2 separate regions of the Homo sapiens genome follow, and region 1 is linked to region 2. The links are chromatin loops, found by intact Hi-C in ENCODE. Cell type or tissue: heart left ventricle. All regions are shown on one strand. Each heading gives the region's core, and the rest is flanking DNA. Links, peaks and the distances in the headings are about the cores only.

Evidence for each region. Hi-C counts contacts between places; a loop is a spot of excess contacts. Peaks named below come from ENCODE experiments on the same cell type or tissue, not always from the same donor. Only the 100,000 strongest peaks of a DNase experiment are listed, where the experiment ranks them.
Region 1: it touches region 2 in a loop (2.7-fold over the local background); 33 of 110 quality-filtered maps call a loop at or near these places.

Annotation. Positions count from the first base shown.
Region 1 is chr22:46,138,754-46,141,654 of GRCh38, forward strand. LOC124905138 (a long non-coding RNA gene) reads right to left here. Exons shown (of 2, transcript XR_007068140.1): 2 at 1-2,392. Among named protein-coding and RNA genes, the nearest start is that of PPARA, 10 kb to the right of the region's middle. In heart left ventricle, for the core only: no CTCF peak of the experiment used is centred there; DNase peaks (open chromatin) are centred at 808 and 1,348; H3K27ac peaks cover 1,716 bases.
Region 2 is chr22:46,244,654-46,247,554 of GRCh38, forward strand. CDPF1 (cysteine rich DPF motif domain containing 1) reads right to left here. Exons shown (of 4, transcript NM_207327.5): 3 at 2,457-2,568; 4 at 1-585. The coding sequence ends at 439. Among named protein-coding and RNA genes, the nearest start is that of CDPF1, 4.2 kb to the right of the region's middle. In heart left ventricle, for the core only: a CTCF peak has its summit at 1,229 (motif pointing left); DNase peaks (open chromatin) are centred at 864 and 1,128; H3K4me3 peaks cover 1,482 bases; H3K27ac peaks cover 2,500 bases.

The DNA of each region.
Region 1 (2,901 bases), core at 276-2,775, 110 kb before region 2:
AAGGCTGAGGCGGGCGGATTACTTGAGGTCAGGAGATCCAGACCAGCCTGGCCAACATGGTGAAACCCCGTCTCTACTAAAAATACAAAAATTAGCTGGGTGTGGTGGTGCATGCTCCCAGCTACTCAGGAGGCTGAGGCAGGAAAATCATTTGAACCCAGGAAGCGGAGGTTGCAGTGAGCCAAGATTGTACCACTGCACTCCAGCCTGGGTGACAGAGCGAGACTCTGCCTCAAAAAAAAAAAAAAAACAAAAAAAAAAAACAGGCGGGGAAGGGTAAAGGGTACCTCTCTCAGCTGCCTGCATCTTTCTTACGGGCCTGAGCCTGGCCCTGAGTACTCACAGAGGATTCCATGGGGTCCTGTCCCCAAGAAACCCCCCGAGAAAGTTCCAATCAGGACTCAGGTCCCACTGGGAGGTCCCCCCCTAGCTGACTTCTTGGGCTCCCTCCCAAAGTGGGCAGAAGGGACTGGGTGAGGGACCTGAGCCTGGTTTTCACTTCCCTAAGCCCGAGGGTCCTCTTCCTGGCACAAGGCCTCGAGGACGCTTGGGAAGCCAGCCTTCAGGTCCCGCTGTTTTGTTATTTTGCCAAAGTATGTCCCGTCTGTAAGTTTGCCCCCTCGGGTCACTTTCTTCACCTTATCAGCAGGGCCCATCATTCCTGCTGCTTTCCAACAAGATGCCAGAGCATATTTTTAGACCAATGAAGTTGGTGGGACAGTGGGTGGGACCCAGAGAGTGACGGACAGTGAGTCGGCCTGGAGGGTGGGAAGGCAAAGCGAGTTCCCCTCCTGGGACGGGGCTGGGAGGGGACATGGGATGGTCTGTCAGCTACGAGTTTGTGGAAGGCAGAGTCGGTGACTTTCAGCTGACCTGCCTCGGTCTGGAAGATTCCAGTAGAGAAAGGGAGGGCCAGGGGCCTGGAGGCTGGTTCCAGGCCTGGGTGCTGGGCCTGAGAGCATTTCCAAAGCACTGAGCCTGGGACTGAAGGTAATTCACCACGAGGGCACAGCTGGGGAGGACCGTGTGTGTGCTTCCCCCACCTCCCAGTCCCTCAACTCACCCCCAGTCCCCCCACCCGCCTTAACTCAGGAAAAAGGCCTCCCTCGTGAGCACTGGCAGCTGCCTTTGGAGGCATGTCACGGTCACACCGCAGGACAAAACACAGAATCTCGGGCTGGCAGGGGACATTTGAGATCGGCCAGCCCAGCCTCTCATTTTACAGCTGGGAATGGGCGCAGGACGGCCATGGCTGCCCAAGGTCACAGAGCCTGGGAGGGAGCCGCAGACACAGTGGAAAAAGCAGGGTCACGTGAGCCAGGTCTGGGCACTGGGTCCGGGCCTGCCACTCCCCTGCATGCGGCTCAGGGCGATGGCTCAGCCTCTCGGTCTCAGGTCCACAGCTGGAAGCAGGCAGAGGAACAGCTGTTTGCGGGGCTGCCTGGGGAGCAGCGGGGCTGGGTGCCCTGTGCACACAGCGGACATTTCATCAGCCACTCTGCAGGCAGCCAAGCCAGGAGGGCCCTCTGGGCACCTGGGCCTCTCCTCAGGAAGAGGAGCAGGGACTCACTATCCTTTGGGTCAACGACGGCCTTAAGCAACGGGCTCGAAAATCCCTGATTAGTGACCACCTTCTGTTGCTAGGCAAGATGGGGACAAAGATGGGTCCAGTTCTCCAGCTGTTAAACATCTGTCTCATCAAGAAGATGGGACAGCACATGGAAAATAAATTTCTATGGTTATAATAACTGTCCCAGATTCTCTGTGCAGTAATGGCAGACCCCCTTTCCCTCTGAAAACAAGCAAGAATTTTGGATAAAACAATAACAAAATTAAGTTAAATGCATCAAAGGGCTGCTAAGCTAGTGGGAAACCTCCAGGCCAAGTTTCAGGGGGAAACCAAGAACCTAGAGAAGAACGCTGGGGTCACTGGTGCCTGCGAGCATTTGCCAACCTGGCAAGTTGGGCTTTGACCTTGGAGGGAGTAGAGGGGTAGACAGAGGTCAAGGTATGAGGAGCCTGATAGGGGCATATCAAGCTGGAAGCGTGAAAGGCCTCACCTTGGGTGAAGACTGAAGCAGAGATAACCCTGGCCCCTGCCCCAAAACAAGGAATTCGTTAGCATTAAAAGGAGTGGGAGGAAAAAAGGAAAGGAAACTCACGGATTCAAGCACAAAGAGCCTCGGAGCTCCTGCGGACTTGGACCCCTTGCCCATCACACCCGGGAGGCCCGGAGATGGTGGGGCTTCTGTGCACTTGGTTCCAGGTGGTCTGGGCTGTCCATGTGAAAGTAAACACTATCCTTGTGAGAAGGAACCTCTGTCCTTGGCCTCACGGAAACCCCACAGACACCCTTCAAAGGGCCCCAAGACGCACACAAAGATATCCAAGTCTGAAAGGGAAGAAGGCACCATGAGTAAGAACCAGCAGACAAGCTAGCGGACACCCGCGCGGTCTCCCCATATTATTAGAAAATTACCAAACAAGACACTAGAGGACATTTCAAACCATAATAGAAGAGATGGCCCATGTTCGGTGGCCAAGCATAGCACAGAGCTCCTCACTCCTCCAGGAATTCCACTGAAGGGTGGCAAGTTCTGGAGTTCAAGCCACTGGGGAGGCAACAGGAGTGCAAGTGGCCACAGTTCAGGCGCTGAGGGGCAGAGGCAGGGAGGGGGCGCTCCCAAGAAGTCCACTGGGAGACGCAGGCAGGGGGCTTCCCAGGCAGCCTCACCAGCTTCCCTTCACACTGATCCCCTGTAAAGGTGTGTCCAGCCTCGATGTAGGAGGAACAGGGAGAAACTGATTTGCTATTCATAAAATGCGTCTGCAGAAACAGATTAACTCCTGATCCACTTTCACGGCTGAAGCAGAGCCTGCCTTGTAAAACACATGGGCATT
Region 2 (2,901 bases), core at 234-2,733:
CTGTCAGTGATTTTCCTTACAGAGAGACCATTGCAGCCACCTACAGTGCACCATGGCCCCGACACAGTGTGGCATCTCCCCCCACACGCACCTGCACGCAGCCTCTTAGGAGCTGCCCTGCTGAAGGAGGTCATCCCTCTCAGTCACATCTGAGCAGCACTCACTCAGGCCTGGGCCCTGAGGGGCATGTGGGGGGACCTGGCCGGGTTCCTGGCTGTGTCTTGTCTGGCATCTGCCTTTGGACTACCCTCTTGCTACAGCTCCCTGGGCCTGTGGCTGCTCCAAGCTGGACTCCAGCTCCCCTGGGCTGCAGTGCTGCTCCCAGTGGTCCAGAAACAAGGCCAGGCATGGCGGCTCCCAGCTCAGCAGCATCCCTGGCGCAGGCTGGCCCAGGAGCTCTGTGCAGGGTGCCGCCCGATGACCTAGCCCCAGTTGCACTCACGTCCGAGAACCGGGCTGGCTGGGGGTCCTCTTTGATGGAGCTTTCCTTTTCTCCAAGTCTTGCCGAATTTCCTGAGGAAAAGCATTGATGTTCTCCCGGACACAAGGGAGGCAGAATCTCTTGGAGTAGAATAAACTGCATTCCTTAAAGAAGTGGACAAGGATGGAGGCTTGAGTATCCTGGGAACATGGTGCAGCTCCTCCCAGGGGCCAGCCCTTCCCACACTTGGGGGGCTGGGCTGGGGCCCCAGCATGCACAGTGTGGGCAGGTGGCCAGAGCTAGACCAGCAAGAGGGAGAGCCAGGCCTGAGGGCCTGGCAGGGTGTCCAGGAGAAAAGCAATGCAGGCCTGGGCTACCCTGGGTGGGAACAGCTGGGATGGGACAGAAAGACTCTGGGGCCTGCTCTGCTCCATCACGGGGCAGTGACAACAATGGAAAGCTGGAGCACAGGCCATGCCCCGAAAATCCCAGAGTCCTCCCGTCCCAGCTATCGCAGCACGAACAGTGGCCACCTGGTGCTGGGAGCGGCAGGGGACAGGAAGGACAGCCCCACAGACCAAAGACGCCATGGACGAGCCAGCTAGTCTGGGCAGGAGGCCAGAACCGTGCAGCCATGTCCGCTCTCCTCTCTCTTACACACTAGAACTCCCGAGATTCATCACGGTGCACAGCACGTGGCTAAGGATGACATTCCCCAGCCCCCTCTGTAACTGGGCATCGCCATGTGACTCAGGCTGGTTAGGGGCGTCAGCAACTGTGTGTGCCACCTCCTGGTCATGCCCTTTGAAGGCATGGACTGTGCTCTCACGTCCCTTCCCGCTGCCTGGGATGCAAATATGATGGTGGGAGCTCCACAGCCACAAGGGACCCAAATAGAGACTCTGCTGAAGACAACAGGGGTGCCCTTCCAGCCAAGGCCACCAGTTCTGGACTCTTACATAGGAGAAAGTAAGTAAATAACTATTTGCTTTACTTAGGCCACTCTTATTTTTGGTGTCTGTCTGTTCTTAAAGCTTAGTGTGCTCGCAAACATAAGGCTGCCCTCCTGCAGTTCTTAGAAAAGACCCTTCGCCATGGAGATCCGCTCACTAACAACCTACTGTTTAAACAAAGAAAGCTGCAGACTTGTGGTACCTGCGTGCGCCCCCCACCCCCGCCACCCCGCTGCTCACGAAGAGCAGCCCAAGGCCAAGGTGTTGCATTCAAGACCTCCACCTCCCCACCTGGCCCACCCACCTTTGCAGTCTTCCTTTCCCAGCTTCTCCTGGACCACCAGCTCCTCCATGAGCCTCAGATACTCCCATGCCACACTGCGGAGGCTCCTCCCACCCTGGCCCATCTCGTCCCCCTGGCTATTGATACAGCTCCCCTTTGTGTGTGTCAACCTGTGGCAGATGCTCAGGGACTTCTCAGACTCTGGGGTCACTCTGAGTACACTGGGCACGCTGTGAAAGCCATGCTGCTCCACTTCCATCCGTCCTTGGGTTTACAGCTACCCAGGTGAACCTGGCCCACCCAGCCTCTCTGAAGCTCAGTTCCCTCATCTATAAAATGGGTGGAATATAATACTGCTTTACCTGACTAAGGGGCAGGACTGAATGAAGCCTCAGCAGTAAAACAGGTCCCAAGCACAGGACCTGGCACACAACAAGTGCTCATGAAAGGACAGTCCCTTCTCCTGGAGATCCCTCCAAGAACATCTAGAAAGTAAGTCACCATCCTGGTGAGAGGGCGCACAAGGACTGTCTGCACTGTTGGTGGGAAGGGGAGGAACCCTGAGGGGCCACTGGGGTGGGTGCAGAGCCACCAATTACCTATTTCCATTCCTACACCAGGCTGAGACCCTCTAACTGACCCTAGCTTGCCCTCTCACCTCTCCCCTTCATCAGCTGAGGGGCCCCATCTATAATGGGGTGAACCCGCTGCTCCCTCTCTCCCAGCCCTCCCTACCCAGGGAGAGCTCCAGGATAACCACAGCAAGGACAGGTGGCCCCAGCCCACGCTGCTTACCCACCGGGCCCACACACACCAGCCTGCTGCACAAACTGCAGCACGAGCCGAGGACCAGGAATCTGTCCTTGTCGGAGGTGAAGGGATCCTTCATGACATAGCTTTCCTCCAGGAGGCTGCAGGAGAGTGAATGCAGCGTCAGAACAGCCCAAATCTCTGCCGTCGGAAAATCAGCCATGACCTATGGCCAGGCAGCAGCAGCCTGCACCTCTGCAGGGCCTGCATACCTGCGTGGGCTCATCAGGGCAGGGGACTAGGCCACCCGTGCTGCAGGGCAGTGACAGAAAGGATCAGCAATTGGGGGCCACACTGGCACTGAAATTGAACCTGCTCTCACCTCTGTAACAGCCATGGTAGAGAGAACCCCTTGTTCTCAGCCAAAAGCAGGGCTGCTGCAACATGGGCCCCCAGACCCTGACTGATTCACCACAGTGGGGGCACAAGGCTGC